Regions from separate parts of the Mus musculus genome. Here region 1 is linked to region 2. Evidence: chromatin loops called from intact Hi-C (ENCODE). Cell type or tissue: left cerebral cortex. All regions are shown on one strand.

Region 1 (8,000 bases), 67 kb after region 2:
GTGTGTACCACACACATACTCCATGCACACATAGTAATAAATACTTGAAAAAAAGAAAAAAGAAAAGAAAAGCCACACATTTAATTATATTGTCCTTTTCTTTGAATATTGCAGGCTGGGTGAATACCCTGGTTGGTGGACAGAAGGAAGGAGCCCGAGGTTTTATGTTTTTTATCATTAATGTGGACTTAACTGAAGAAGGGTTATGTAAGTATTAATTGCATTTATTTTTTAATTTCTCATGCTGGAGGAAGAAGCTGTAACACGTTATTTAATTCACATGCTTGATCCAGTGTATTTTTCACATGTAACCTGGCCTTTGTTTGTCATAACCCTTGCCCCTTAACAGTTGGTTTTATGTAAAATGTATATGTGGCTTTTCATTTACTGCCCCAATGTCTGTTCTGTCACATGTCCCCGAGTCCAGAGGGCTGTGTGTGGGACATCTCAAGCCAGGCTCACGGAGATGAGGACTCCTTGTTCTAGAAGGGACTGTCTCCGTTTAACCCAACTAGGCTTAGGAGTGAGCCCGTGCTTGAAGGCTGCAAGGACTGAATGGTTTTTAAGTGTGCCCCTTTTTTCCAGTGCACGTTGAAGATATAATTTTGCACATGTTTCAATACATTCAGAAGCTACGTGCAGAAGGACCTCAAGAATGGGTTTTCCAAGAGTGCAAGGTACTTTTGTTTCACCAAAATTTTTCTTAAGAAATCTATTTTCCAAAAGCAGACATACGTAAACTAATTTAAGGCCCAGTTAAACTTCGGGCTTTTCCCTAATTAAAGTCTAAAATGTTGCAATGCATAGTTGTATTAACTCAGGCTTCGTTGCTGTCTGATTTGTTAGTTAGGGCACGAGTTAGGGGCTGAGGTGTCGTGTTGCTCTTGAGGAGGAAAGCTAGCACCTTACAGGGCTTTTGTCCCCTCCTGCCCAAAGCTGCATAAGATCTGTTCATCTTAGATCCGGTGATCAAAGTCTAAAAGAAGCAAATTGTTTCATGTATGATAATTGTGTTCTTCAAAGTGATTTTACTGTATGCATAGAAAACCCCACCCCTACCCCTTTTCTGTGACAGCTTATATCTTACTATATAATCCACAGAGCTCTCTCTACCTGCCTCTTCCTCCCTAGTGCTGGTATTAAAGGCTTAAACCATCATAGCTGGCTTCTTTAAAAAATATATATAAAACACAAAGTGTTTGTCTTTCAAACTTTTATTTATTCTTATTTATTACTTGTTTTTATTTTTTGAGACAGGGTTTCTCTGTGCAGCCCTTGCTGTCCTGGAACTAGCTTTGTAGACCAGGCAGGCCTTGAACCCAGAGATCCACCTGTCTCTGCCTCCAGAGTGTTGAGACTAAAGGGCACGAGACACCAGCCTGGCTGTCTTAAATTTTAAAATTCTGACATGTCTTTGGATTGGGTAGCTTTTGCCCACTGGTGCTGAGGATCCAGCGCTAGACTTGCTGTGTGTAAGGCAAGTACCCTAGCACAGAGCTATATTCCCACCCAGCCCAAGCAGTAGCCTTTACATTCTGCAGATATTTAAAGTGTAATTATACCTTGTGGAAATCTTCCTGGAAGTTTCAGATTTCACAAGGATCTTTCACAGCTTTCTGATTCCCTGACTAGTTGTTTCAGTAATTTAGGCAGTAGAACCTTTTTTTAAAAAACATACAAAACATAGTCTTTTGCTGTGCCGTCCAGGCCAGCCTAACTTCTGACCCTCCTGCTCCACCCTCCAACGTGCTGGAATTCCAAACATGTGCCTCATGCCCAGGCATGGCACCTTTCACATTACCTGTTTATTTTTTTTTAGGATTGTTTACTTATTTTAAGCCTCTGTTGATAAGTTTTAATTTATGTTTTTCCATGTCTTATGCATTCTTAAATCAGCTACTGCCAGTTTTCATAAGTGTAATGTTGATAAAATTGGAGTACGCAGCCTATAGTTCAAACAAAGCACTAAAAATATATTTCTCAATAATTGACTTATGTCTACTTGGTTACCGTTCTGTCCTAGGACTTGAATGCTGTTGCTTTCAGATTTAAAGATAAAGAGAGACCACGAGGCTATACGTCCAAGATTGCAGGAAAGTTGCACGTAAGTTGATTTTCTTGTCCACAGTGGGGTGTGGAATCTTTTAGCTCCTCCATGTTACTTTCAGTGCTACACTAATGATACAAATTGGGACTCACAAAACTTGAGACATTTTAGCACTGGGCAACTTTTGATGATGAGACACATTTGGAATGTTACTGCTCCTTATCCTAAAAATGACTTTCTGTAGTATTTTTATCACGTGGGCTGTGTTAGTTACAGTTGTATAGCTGTGAAGCCACAGTTTTATCGCTGTATTTATTACCGCAACTCTTATGAAAGAAACAATTTAATTGGGGCTGGCTTACAGTTCAGAGGCTTGTTTAGTCCATTATTGATATCCTGGGCCTAGCTTGAGCATTTGAAACCTCAAAGCCCACCGCCATTTACACACTTCCTCACCAGGCCACACCTCTCAATAGTGCTACTTCCTATGGGCCTGTGTGGGCGGCCATTTTCATTCACACCACCACAGTGGGTGTTTGGCTTATCGGCTGTGTTTTTCAGTTCTCCAGCATCTGTCAAGTGCTCCCTCTGTGAACATTTTATATCATCTATTTTCCCCGTATCCCTTGTTACTGCGTTACTTTGAGCTACTCTTAACTGGTGGCTCTGTCACAGTCTCCTACCTCTGTTTTCAATTTTGTTCTCCATGATAGCTTGCTTTTCTAGCTTAAACGATTTTTTTAAAGGCATATACCTTAAAATTATTTATTTTCTGGTGTTGGGATCAAACTCAAGGCCTTATGAATACTAGGTAGCAGTCTAAAATTAAGCTATACTTCCAGCCCCTCAGTGGTTTTTGAAAACTAAACCCAGGTTGTTTTATTCATCTGCTCAAAATTCTCTGATGGTTTTCCCTTAGTGTTGTAAAATCCAGAGCATCCTTGGCCTACGAGGAAGTCTGAGATGTGCTGTGCTCCCTGGCCACATTCCTAGCCACTCCACAGGCCCCCCTTTCCAGTTCCATGTTGCTCTAGCTGTAACAGCTTTCTGTCTAATTTCCACACATTAATCATACCATCCTCCCTTCAATAGCAGTAGTGACTGACCCCGTGCCTCTCACAGGGTTGGTGGGCTGTACTGCTGAGCTACATCCCCAGGCCTCGTTCTCTGTTTCTGTTGTTGGGAAACACTCTCACTGAGTTGCTCAAGTCTTGAGCTCATTTTGTAGCTCTGGAAGGCCTTGAACTGCAGTCCCCCTGCCTCAGTCTCCTCATTGGCTGTTGGACAGGCCTGCACCATCAGACCTGGCTGTGCCTTTTGCACTTGCTGTTGACTGTAAGTGGACTACGTCTCTGGTGTTTGCATCTCCTTATCCTAGATGGCTTTCAGGAAGACCTTCCCTGGCCTTCCAAACTGAAGCAATGCCCCTGCCTCTGCTCCCCTTATTTCCTTCACGGTACCTATTGTATTTATTGTATATATTGATCCAGCTGCTTATTGTGCCAGTTAACAATCCATGTTCCTGGAGGTCAGGACTTCATGTGTCTCTCTACCCTTTGCCCTCGGTACCTGAAGCAATATCTAGAAAAGCCGCGTACTAACGTTTTCATGAAGAGTCAGTCCAACGCACAAGTTTAGAAATTACTTTTACTAAAGCAATGACAAAAACTTATACAGTAGTTTTATACAGGAGCCAGATATAATCCACTTCTTTCTACGCCTTTGTAAGTGTTTGATTTCATTTCTCGAAATTTGAGAGAATACAGTTTATAAAAGCTCGTGCACTGTATATTACAAAAGCCTCTAGGTGTCAGTATTTCATTGTCAGTTTCTCATTTGCAAGTGTCAGTATTTAATCAGGTAAATTGTAGGTTTTCTTCAAAGGAAATGTGAGAGGGAGCTGTGGTGATAGCTCAGGCTTGTAGGGGCTGAGGCAGGATTGTGAGTTCCAGGATAGCCTGGGCTACAGAATCAGAGCCTACTTCCCCTTCCCAGTCTCAGTAATGTGAATAGATGCCAAGATTGGCTATGTACTCAGCAGAACCATCGTGTGTGAGACTTAATGATGGAGCGTGTCCACCTAGGATGCACAGGGCCCTGCTGAAGAGAAAGGTGTGAGAGAACAGAACCTTGCTAAAACGGGGTATATAAAATAATAAACGTGTTATATTACTATAGTCTATATCTGCTTATGTTAATACACTGATAGCCTTCAAGTGTTAATTGTTTATACTTTACTTTTTCAAAGTATTATCCCCTAAATGGAGTGCTCACAGCTGAATATCTATTGGAGGAATTTAGACCCGACTTGATAGACATGGTTCTTGATAAACTCAGACCAGAAAATGTGCGGTAAGTCATCGGCAGCTTTTACTGTCACTGAATTTTTCTCACGGTTAGAATCTAAAAATTTACAATTGTGAATAAAACACTTTTATGTCTATGTACTTATTTATTTTTGAGGCAGGATCTCACTATGTAGCCTTGGGTGACCTGGCGGTCACTATGTATTTCAAGCTGGCCTAAATCTCACAAAAATGTGCCTGCTTCTGTTTTCAGAGTGCCGGGACTAAAGGTGTGCGCCACCAAGCTAGGCCCGTGAAGTTTTTAGGTCAGGTATGATGACAAGCCTCTTATGATGGTGCTCACCCATCACTCCAGCACTTGGCAAGCAAACATTCAAGGCTAGCCTCAGTTACATAGGGAGTTTGAGGCTAACCTGGGTTACATAATAAAACCTTCTCTCAGAATATCACAAACAAAAAAGTTGATTGCACAAGTAGAGAGGAGCATAATGACAACAGCAAGCTTCAGCCGCCCGCCCTCAGTCCACGATCAGTCTCAGCTGCAGCCCAGCTCCCTCCTCCACCCTCTATAAAGTCCAGGGGTAGAAATACATAAGAGAAAAAAAAAACAAACCAGTTCAAACTCAGATTTCCTATAGTCTTGGCCTCTCATAGCAGATAAATTACCAGGCGAGAGTAATACAGCCATGGACACAGGCCAGGTGTCCTCTCACCCAGCACAGCTGACACTGTCCATCTGGAGCGAGGATTTAGAGCATTTTATTTAGTGACGAAATGGGGAAAACGTTCAGATTAGTATGGATTATTATCAGACTATGTTAAGTGCTAAGTATTAAATGCCTTATCAATATAAAAGTATTAAATGCCTTACTTTTTGTTTAAAAAAATACATTAAGGGTCAAAGTTTAGAAATCTTTCCCAGTGAAAATAAGTTATGAGATCGTACAGAAATTAAATCTGTTTTATGTATCCAATCACAACAAATTATAGTCTATCTTGTGTTCAATTTCTTTGTTTGTTTGTAAGATCTATTTTGATTCAATTAATTGTGTCTTTGAGTGCTGTGTGCCCCATGTGTGGGATGCCCTTAGAAATCAGAGGGAATTAGGTTTCTTGGAGCTGGCATTACAGGTGGTTGTTAGTCACCCAGTGTGGGTGCTGGGAGCTGAGTTTAAGTCTCCTGGAAGAATTCCAAGTGCCCTTAGCCACTGGGCCATCTCTCCAGCCCAAGTTCTGTATTTTGAAGGGGGGGTGTGTCCTCATTTTATAGCCTCACTGGCCTATAAATTGCTACGTAAATCAGACTGGCTTCAAAGCTTCATGGCTCCTCCCATCTCTCCCTCCTAAGACTCAGAATTACAGTCTTTTAAGACTCTCATGGTCCAGGCTGGCCATGAGGATAAGCCTGGACTCCTGTGTCTCCTGCCTTCATCTTCAGGCACTGAGATCACAGGTGTGCCCGCCACGCCTGCCTCTGTCTTGTACCAGTATTGTAAGTCCATGGTTGTTGTCTAATCCTCAGTTACTCAATGCTGATTGTAATCCGGAAAATCTTACTCAAAAACTAGTTGTTAAAGAAGCTAAGATATATGGCCTAGTTACTTATATGCCTACAGCTGCAGATAATTCACTTAAATACTAAAGAATAAAAAAGTCAGGAACTTTGCTTTTTTGAATAATAAAGTTGACAATTAAATACTAATATAGCTGAAGCTGCTCATTCCTAGATGGAGAAGAGGTAGAGTTTGCGTGAATCAGATGCTGTAACTGATATAGCAGGAGGTGTGGGCTATGAGGCCAAACTCCCGAACTCCACTGCAGTTCTGTATATTGCAACACAGAAAATGGGGAAGTTAAAATATTTATTAAAAACAACAAAACCATAAAATACTTAGGCATTTAACTAAAAGTGAACAAGACCTCCACACAGAAACTACAAGACATCTGGGTATGGTGGCAAGTTTGAGATCAGCCTGGGATATATAGTGAATTTGAGGTCTATTTGAGCATGGGCTATATATATAGCAGGACCCCACAGTGTATCAGCAAGTAAGCATGCCTGCCGTGCACGCCTGGCGACCTGATTTGAACCCTAGAACCCACATTGCGGTGACTCTCCAAAGTTTCTCTCAGACCTTCCATACATGCACAATGTAACATGTACCCACATACATGACATGTTTCAAACACACGCACACCCTTGAGAAATCATGATTTAAATAGTAATCTTTGCTGCTTAAAGTCAGTCATTTTGGGGAGTGCGTGTGCCGGAGCCCATGCTTACGTGTGATTAAATTGCTGTTTCTAAATTTGCTATCTTGTGCAATTAGACTTTAAGACTCTCTTTTTCTGCTTACTGTCACTTTAAAGAAAAGTGTTTTTCCTATAGAGGCTTAGATCTGTGATTGCTGTCACTGTAACTGGGGCCGCTCACTAAGGAAGTGCAGAACAGCCTGTGGTAATCTTGCCAGCTGCCAGGCAAGAACTGTGTTGCTTAAAGGTACATGTAGTTTTTTTGTTTTTGTTTTTGTTTTTGTTTTTTAAGACAAGGTGTCTGTATGTAGCCCTGGCTGTCCTGGAACTCACTCTGTAGACCAGACTGGCCTCGAACTCAGAAATCCACCTGCCTCCGACTCCCAAGTGCCGGGATTAAAGGCGTGCGCCACCACTGCCCTGCTCACATTTTACTTTTTAAATCCCACTGAGACAAGTTTAATATTGCAACCAGGGAAGGAAAGGCTCAGAGTGAAAAGACCGGGAGAGGTTATTTAACTCGGCCCATCAGTGTGCTACTGTTATGCTGTACAACCTAAGGAGTTTCCATCCAAGGAGGGAGCTCTTTAACTCTAAGGTAGAGATGTTTCTTTTCAGTGCTGATACTGTTTGCTGGTCTGTGGGTGCGCCTGTTCTAGTTTATCCTCAGAACTCACTTTCTTATGCCCGACCAGTCAGTGTCTTTATCAAACTCTGTCAAGGTGCAGCAAGAGTGTCTTTGCTGGGTCCCTAGTATAAGTCATAAATAATTATATTAATTTGCGACTTGTTATTCATGATGAATCCACTCAGAGCCTGTTTTCTGGCTTAGTGGTTAAAGTGCTTGCTAGAACCATGTAAGTGACAGATGGCCTTGGAGGCCCACTTGCAATTCCAGTCTTGGAAGGAAGAGATGGAATCTCTAGGCAATCTCACTAGGGAGACTAACAGTATTGGCGAGCTCTGGGTTTGCTTGAGAGAGCCTGCCTTAGTGAGTAGAGTGGAAAAGTATTGAGGACAATTTACAGCATCACCTAGGACTACCACATGCACACATCACCACCTCCCCCTACACACACATACACTTGACACATGAAAATGGAAAGAGAATTGGAGATTCTGACAGTGGGTGGGATTGAGCAGATGAGTGTGTTGATGGCAGCACTAGGCATTCGACTGTGAGGGCAGCATTCAGAGGCTCCAGTCAGCCTGGGGGAACCAATAGAGCGAGCCAATGCTGATGCAGACCTAGTTATTGATGTGGACTGTGAGACAGAAACAGAACCAACTGACTATGCTAACTCAGCCAAGCTAATTGTCTAGAATTCCTCAACCTAAAAGGTTCAAATGGGCTTTGTCCCAGTGCGGGGTTGGGTGTGCTGGTGGAAATGTAA
Region 2 (8,000 bases):
GTCTCAATGTTATGTAAAAGTTGTTTTTCATCATCTCTGATTTGTTAATAAACAGCTAGTCAGCCTATGGTGGGGCAGGAGAAGACAGTAGAAGTGAGGCATAGGATCCCAGGGAGGGAGAGATTGAGGGAGGAGGGAGAGAGGGGAGGGGGGAGGAGGAGGAAGAAGAGGAGGGAAAGGAGGAGGAGGAGGAAAAGGAGGAGAAGGAGAAAAGAAAAGAAGAAAGGTGTAGAGAGACCAACGTGTGGGACACCAAGAGGATTGGCCAAGAGTACACGTGGAGCAGAGCAAGCCAGAGCAAGATACAGATGGCAAGAAAAGGGGCATTTATCTGGATGTTAGCAGCCAAGTCAGGCTGAATAGCTCAGAACCTGCCAAGCACATTGCCAACAGGTTCTTTTTTTTTTTTTTTAAAGGATTTTATTTATTTTATGTATATGAGTCCACTGAGGCTGTCTTCAGACACACCAGAAGAGGGCATCAGATCCCATTACAGATGGTTGTGAGGCACCATATGATTGCTGGGATTTGACTCAGGACCTTTGGAATAGCAGTCAGTGCTCTTAGCCGCTGAGCCATCTCTCCAGCCCGCCAACAGGTTCTTAATAAAAATTCCAGGTCTCTGTGTGTTTTAGTCAAAAGCTAAACAGGATAAAGTGGGTGTAAAAAAAACCCAGAGATAACTGGAAACAAAAGGAAGTGTGGCAATCCCCACCATCACTACCAAAATACTATTATACACAACTCTAGCTCTAAGTGACCCATGCGCTCTTCTGACTTCATCCATACAGGCACGTAATTACACATAAACGAAAATAAATCCTTGCATTAAAAACTTTAAAATAAATAATAAACTCAACAAAGTATCCAGGTTAGGGCAGGTGAGCAGGGTAAGGCGGTAAAAGCAATCCCTGGGTCAAGTCTGAGGACACGATTTAAAATGAGCAGACTCCCCAGATTTCTCTGCCGGTCTACACACACACACACACACACACACACACACACACACACCACCCCCTGCAGCACATGAATGCTGGCACTGACATACACATTATACACACATATAAGATTTAAAATTAACATATAGACAGCTGGGCGGTGGTGGCACATGCCTTTAATCCCAGCACTTGGGAGGCAGAGGCAAGCAGATTTCTGAGTTCGAGGCCAGCCTGGTCTACGGAGTGAGTTCCAGGACAGCCAGGGCTATACAGAGAAACCCTGTCATGAAAAACAAACAAACAAACAAAAACAACACATCTTCAGGACTCACACTTTTTTTTTTGTTTTGTTTTGGTTTTGGTTTTTTTTTTTTTTTTTTTTGAGACAGGGAGAACTCACACTTCTTGATTTTAAAATTTATTCTAAAGGTGTAAGCAGTCAAAACTATACGATAAACGAGACTGGAACAGACAGACACAGACCAGTGGGATTGAGTGCTCATAAATAAACCCTCTCCTATATGGGCAAATGATTTTAGACAAATGAGCCAAACCATTCAGTAATCTCTGTAACATGGTGACAGAAAACTGGGTATCCTACACAATGAAGCCGAATGTCTCACTTAACATCACATAAAGAGGACCAAAAACTTGCACCTAAGACGTAACACCATAAAACTTAGAGAAACAAAGAAGAAAAAGCCTGGCAGCTTTGGCTTTAGCAACGATTCCCTGGATCAGATACCAAAGGCACAGGCAACAGCATCAAAAATCAGGCATGGTGGCTCACACTTCTAAGGCTCAGGAGGCTGCCACAGGAGCACTGACTGCAGGACTTCAAGCCTGGGTGCAGATGAGTTGCAGGGGAGGCAGAACGCTACATAGTGAGACCCTGCCACCAAACACAAGACGATGAGGATCTAACGTACAACATCCTAAGAAAGCCTCATTTATTGCTTATTAAAGCTTAATGAGGGGCTGGTGAGATGGCTCAGTGGATAAGAGCACCCGACTGCTCTTCCGAAGGTCCGGAGTTCAAATCCCAGCAACCACATGGTGCCTCACAACCATCCGTAACGAGATCTGACTCCCTCTTCTTGAGTGTCTGAAGACAGCTACAGTGTACTTACATATAATAAATAATAAATCTTTAAAAAAAAAAAAAGCTTAATGAGACTGGCGCCAGGAACACTACTTAATAGAGAAAAGACTAACCAAACAAGAAAAAGAAAAACCTATGCCTAAACTATTGTACATAACAGACACGTGTAAACGTTTTCACTGGTAAAAAAATGTTTAAAAAAAATTCTCTTAAGGCCAGCCTTGAAATGTAGGAGGACAGTATGGACACATGAGATGTTTTATTTCTTACTTTGAGGGATAAATACTGGGATTAAAGGCTTGTACCATCACACCCCCACCGTCAGTGTTCTTTGTAACTTTTTATGACTCAAACACTTTGTAAGTAACAAAGGAAATAATAGCACACAGAAAAGGCAATATTGACTAATAATAATAATACTGCAAAAAAATTGTAAAAAAAAGTGCATTTGTTGGGTAGCTTAGGGTAAGAACACTTCTTGTTCTTCTAGAGACCTTGAGTTCTGTTTCTAGCCCCCACACCTGGGGGTGACTCACAACCACCTGTAACTCTGGCCTTAGAGGTGGTGCTCTCTTCTGCTCTCCACAAGCACTCACGTATGTGTGCAAACACCTGAATATATACCCATTATTAAAAATAAAAATTTTTTGAGGCAGAGTTTCTCTTTGTAGCCCTGGTTGTCTTGAAACTCGATCTGTAAAACATGCTGGGATTAGAGGTGTGCCCCACAACTGCCTGCCTAAATCTGCCTAATTTTTTTTTTCCTAAATTCTTAAGTGTGTCTGCTTTCCTGTTGATTAAAATGAAAGTTCCAAATTAAGTAACTAAAACTCCAGAGTTCAGCAATTAAGTATCTTTGGCAAGCCTAGAGTTGCTCACACACACACACACACACACACACACACACACACACACACACACGTCACCTAGTTTAAAAACTTGGGTCTGGTAGCTGAAACTTGAATTGCTTATAACTCCAGAACTCAGAACTAAGGCAGGGAGCTAGTCGGAGTTTGAGGCCAGTCTCAGGAAAAAAAAAAAAAAGGCAGACACAGTGGCACACACTTGTCACCCAGCAATCCCAGCTAAACGACCGAGAGGCTGAGACAGTAAAGTACGCTAACATATAGTTCCAGACCAACCTCGGTAACATCACAAAAATTCAAAAAAATTAAAAACTCTGGGTAAGTTATTTGGATGTCAGTCGGGGAGAGCTGAACCCCACACCCTCCCTCCTCTCAATTTTGTCTTTTGGTCAATGAACAAAGGCAGATAAAAGAAAGAAAGAAAGAAAGAAAGAAAGAAAGAAGGAGAGAGAAACCCTGTCTCGAAAAACCAAAAAAAAAAAAAAGAAGAAGAAGAAAAATGAGAAAGAGAAAAGATGCTGCACCTTAGCCATGTACTTTCATTAGCTCGTGAGTTTCATAAACTCATTTTACAGCTTAGCTTAAATTCAGCAATGTCTACTTGGTTATTAGAGGTGAATTTGATGGTTGCTCTTCGCTGAAAAGTGCGTTCCCTTTTAAAAGCAAACCTACTTTCATCTATTGGACCAAACACACAGAATAAAGAACTATTAGTCTTTCCGAAGTGGAAATAACCCCAAGGTGAGCGCCAAACTACATGCAAAGTAAGTAGGAAGCTTTATTCCCAAACTGACAACTCGGACGGGGTAGCACAGAGCAATGACAGCTAAATTTTCGGCGACATTGGCTTTTAAAAGGGAACGCACTTTTCAGCGAAGAGCAACCATCAAATTCTTTGTGACTGCAGCTTAACTTTAACCAACACCAACATCCCCCCCCCCCCCGAGACAAACCCTAATTTAGAACTAAACGTGGTAGCATGTTTACCGAACAAAACACGGGGAGCCCCAGAAACCGATGACTTGGTGTCCTTCAGAAAGGTAAACAAATCGCTCTCCGGAACGGCTAGCCCAAAAGCTAAGCCTCCGCGTCCGGACTCGTCCCAGCCTCTCCTTACCTGCATCTCACCACCACCTGGATGTTCCTGCCCTTTTCCTCTTTCTTCTTCAAAGAACTCGGCTGGGACGCCATGACGGTCGAGCCAAAACCTGCCGGCCTAGCGGAGACTCAGACACAGTGAGAACCGGGAGCAGCCTCTCCTCACCCGGTGCTGCCAAGGCCACGAGGACCGAGACTCGCAGCTCGGCGTCCCCGAGGTCCACGCAGGCCTCTTGGCCGTGGCCGCCGCCCCGCAAAAGCCGGACAGGACGAACCTCCTCCTCTGCTCCGAAATCAGCAACGATTCCGCGCCTCAATTTTGAAAAATGGAGACGACTGACCGGACCAATAGCAGAGCGGCACGCGAGGCATCATGGGACGCCGTGTCGTCACTGTGGTGACGACGGGGCGTGACCCGAAGAAATGGATGGCGGTGCAGGCTGGCTCCTGTAGTCCGAAGTTCACTGTGCAAGCTTTCAGTGCTGCCGCTGGCGGGCTTCTGGGGCCTGGGACGCCTACATCGCCGCATTCGCTGGGTCCTTACCGCCCTCCGAGGCTTCTCGCTTTCCGTAGAGAGGTGACGAACAACTCGGCCGTTTAAGGTGTAGGTGGGGACCGGGGAAACAGAAAAGCCGAGTCCTCCGCCTCATCGGGTTTCCGGAGCTGCTTTTTCTGTTTCGCGGGATCTTAAATGCGGTTTAGCCTCTCCGATGTAACTTAGCGAGGATCAGAGAAAGCGCCGCCGACCTCGCCAAATACCCGCCTTCCGCACTCCAGATCCCTGGTCCTCTGGATTAAGCAAAGCCAACTGTCTACTGGTAAACTACTCTCGGAGGCAGGAGTGGCAGAGGAGCTCTCCGAGTTCCAGACCAGCCTGATCTATAAAGCGAGGCCAGGACGGCCAGGGCTGGTTGCACAGAGAAACGCTGTCTCCAAAAACAAACAAACAAAAACAAAACAAAAGCTAGCCCCAGAGACTCACTGCTATCTCAAAATGTCCCACAAAGTGAACATATTGAACATCTTTATACCCTTGCCTCCGGCCAGTCTTTCTCACTTCAACACGTGTTTTTAACCAGACCCTTCCTCTGCAATCACCTTCCTCCAAGACTTTGAATCTCGTCCCTGAATGACTTCCTTCGATGTTCCTACTGCTACCCTTTTTTTCTCCTCCCTGCTACTGCATTCACTCAGCAAATATCCTTTAAAAAGCAAACCAAACACATATAGGGACAGAGGCAGAAAGATCAGGAGTTCAAGCGTCCATTTCATACATTTCCAGTTTAGTATCAAACTGTGTTATGTCCATCATTTGCTATTTATTCGTTTGTTTTAAACAAGATATCTTTCTGAACACAAGGCTGGCCCTGTGAGAATCCTCAATGATCTTCCTGCCTTCTGCATACTGGTATTGAAAGAATGAGCTACCAGTCCTGGCTGGTTTCTTGTTTGCTTTTTTTTTTTTTTTTTTTTGAGGGGTGTGGCTTAAGATTATTTATTTATGTGTGGGGTAGTGTGTCTGTGTGTGTGTCCTCCAAGTGTGTGGTGGTGCCCTTGGACAGAAGATGGCATTGAATGCCCTGGAACTGTAGTTAAAAAGTCAGTTGTGAACCACCTACAGTGGGCGCTAGGACCTGAATTCAGGTCCTGTGGAAGAACAGGAAGTGCTCTTAACAGCTCTTATCCATCTCTCCAGCCCATGATTTTTTTTGTTGTTGTTGGTTTTTTTGGGTTTTTTTTTTTTTTTTTTTTCGAGACAGGGTTTCTCTGTATTGCCCTGGCTGTCCTGGAACTCACTCTGTAGACCAGGCTGGCCTCGAACTCAGAAATCCACTTGCCTCTGCCTCCCGAGTGCTGCATCCCATGATTTTTGTCTTTTTGTCTTTTTTTTTTTTTTTTTTTTTTTTTTTAATCTTTTGGAATTAGATGCAAAAGGTCTTACCATTCCTGTGTTTTCCGATGGGCTTGCTTGGCCCCTGTGAAAGGGTCATTCATGCAGACCACTATTCTAAGGTGGTGTTTACCCTGTTCTCTGTCTCCCCTTGTACTACGAGTGCCAGCGCCTCAGTGGAACTCTAGTCCATTGGCACTTTGGATGCCTTCCTCATTCTCATTTTTCTGTCAGTTTCTGGTTTTTAAAGACTGTTTTGTTTGTTTGGGTGGTTTTTTTGTTTTGTTTTTATGTATTTATTATTACACATAAGTACACTGTAGCTGACTTCAGACGCACCAGAAGAGAGCGTCAGATCTCATTACGGGTGATTGTGAGCCACCATGTGGTTGCTGGGATTTGAACTCAGCACCTTTGGAAGAGCAGTCAGTGCTGTTAACCACTGAGCCATCTCACCAGCCCCCATGGCTTGGTGGGGTTGTTTGTTTGTTTGTTTGTTTTTTACTGGGTTGGTTGAACAAGCTTGTAATCTCAGTCTCAGGGTTTGGATTAGCAAATTCAAGCCAGGCTGGACTACAAGAGACCCTAGAAAAAACAAAACTTGACCATCCTGTCTAAAGGAACTTGCTATTTGCTTCTTTAACACTACACTTTATAATTATGTTGTGGTTTTTTTTTTTTTCCTACCTGAGTGTAAACTTCATCTGGGTCCTTCTTCACATTGTTTTGGGGTTTTTTGAGATGGGTTTTATGTAGCTCAGGCTAGCCTCCAGCTCACTGGCTAGCTGAGGATGGCTTTGATCATACTGCGTCCACCTCCCCCGTGCTGAGATCACAGGTGTTTACCACCATACCTATTTATACTGGACTGGGCATCAGACCCAAGGCTTCTTTGTGCTAGACCAGCACTCTACCATCTACACCCCTCGCTGGTTTTCCAGTCTCTTGTAAGACATTTATATATATTTACAGACAAAGTAAATATATCCTTGGTACCTGAAGGAAAATACTTAACATTTCACAGTTTGGGTTTCCTTGTAGTAAAATGGAGATAATAAAAATTATCATTATCTGACTTACCAGGTCTGCTGCTTGCTAAATGCACAGACACACACACATACACAAAGCCCTGCAAACAAGAGTTGGTGCAAAGAAATTCATTTATTTCCCCTCTGAGCCAGAACTGCAAGAGTAATGGAAAGCGACGCCCAGAAGCATATCTATATAGGTTGAGCTGTAAGATAAATTACCCAAACTGAAAGATGATGCCTTTTCCTGGGGGAGAGCTCTGGACAGCAGAGTTTCAGCCTGTCCCTGTGCCAGCATCAATCTCCTGGGAAAGCATTAGGAAGCCCTGAGGATCCAACCTAAGGCTTTATGTATGCCAGGAAGGTACTGTACCGTTAACAAGCATTCTCAACCCTTAAACATGGTGTGTGTGTGTGTGTGTGTGTGTGTGTGTAATTTTAATTTTTTTCAGGGTTCCTGTTTTATTGTTAGAATCATTAGAGGATTAAGTGCCTAGCAGATAATTTTTTTTTTAAAGAAAGAAGCAAAGAAAAGGAAAAAATGTCTTTCTCCTTCATAAGTATCAAAACAGTGTCTCTGTACAATCTTTTTGATTGTGGCAAGGAATTCAAGAAAATAGCTAAAAATTTCAAATACAGGCTCAGTAGCACAGCATTGGGTCAGTATGCTTGAGACCTTGCTCTTGATCCCTGGTACTGAAAAAAAGAAAAAAATCCTAAAGGCTGAGTATATTGGCACACACCTATAATCCCAGTACTTTTGAGGTGGAGGCAGTAGAAGTGCAGCTAGTTTTCTTTAACTACTGATCCATCTCCTCAGGTCCACAAAGAAGGAAAATCTTGAGCTAGGCTTGGTGCTTAGGCTGTAAGTTCCACCACTCAGGAGGTGGAGGCAGGAGGATCAGGAGTTCAAGGTCAGCTTTGGCTACATCAGAGTCAAGAACAGCCTGCAGTATTTGAGACCTTGCTTTTCCAGAGGACCCACGTTCTGTTCCCTGTACCTACTTAGTGGCTTACAACTCTTTGAGATTGCAGTCCCAGGGGATCTGATCTTCTCTTCTGGCCTCTGTAGTCAAC

What was found. Hi-C counts contacts between places; a loop is a spot of excess contacts. Peaks named below come from ENCODE experiments on the same cell type or tissue, not always from the same donor. Only the 100,000 strongest peaks of a DNase experiment are listed, where the experiment ranks them.
Region 1: a loop joins it to region 2, with 4 times the contacts of the local background. A loop is called at or near these places in 1 of 42 quality-filtered maps.

Annotation. Positions count from the first base shown.
Region 1 is chr19:37,306,187-37,314,186 of GRCm38, reverse strand. Ide (insulin degrading enzyme) reads left to right here. Exons shown (of 25, transcript NM_031156.4): 8 at 115-207; 9 at 586-677; 10 at 2,024-2,104; 11 at 4,296-4,399. Among named protein-coding and RNA genes, the nearest start is that of Ide, 24 kb to the left of the region's middle. In left cerebral cortex, a CTCF peak has its summit at 3,854 (motif pointing right); DNase peaks (open chromatin) are centred at 2,565, 3,888 and 7,661; H3K27ac peaks cover 283 bases.
Region 2 is chr19:37,372,691-37,380,690 of GRCm38, reverse strand. Kif11 (kinesin family member 11) reads right to left here and starts at 4,309. Exons shown (of 22, transcript NM_010615.2): 1 at 4,024-4,309. The coding sequence starts at 4,097. In left cerebral cortex, a CTCF peak has its summit at 4,353; a DNase peak (open chromatin) is centred at 4,464; H3K4me3 peaks cover 1,806 bases; H3K27ac peaks cover 944 bases.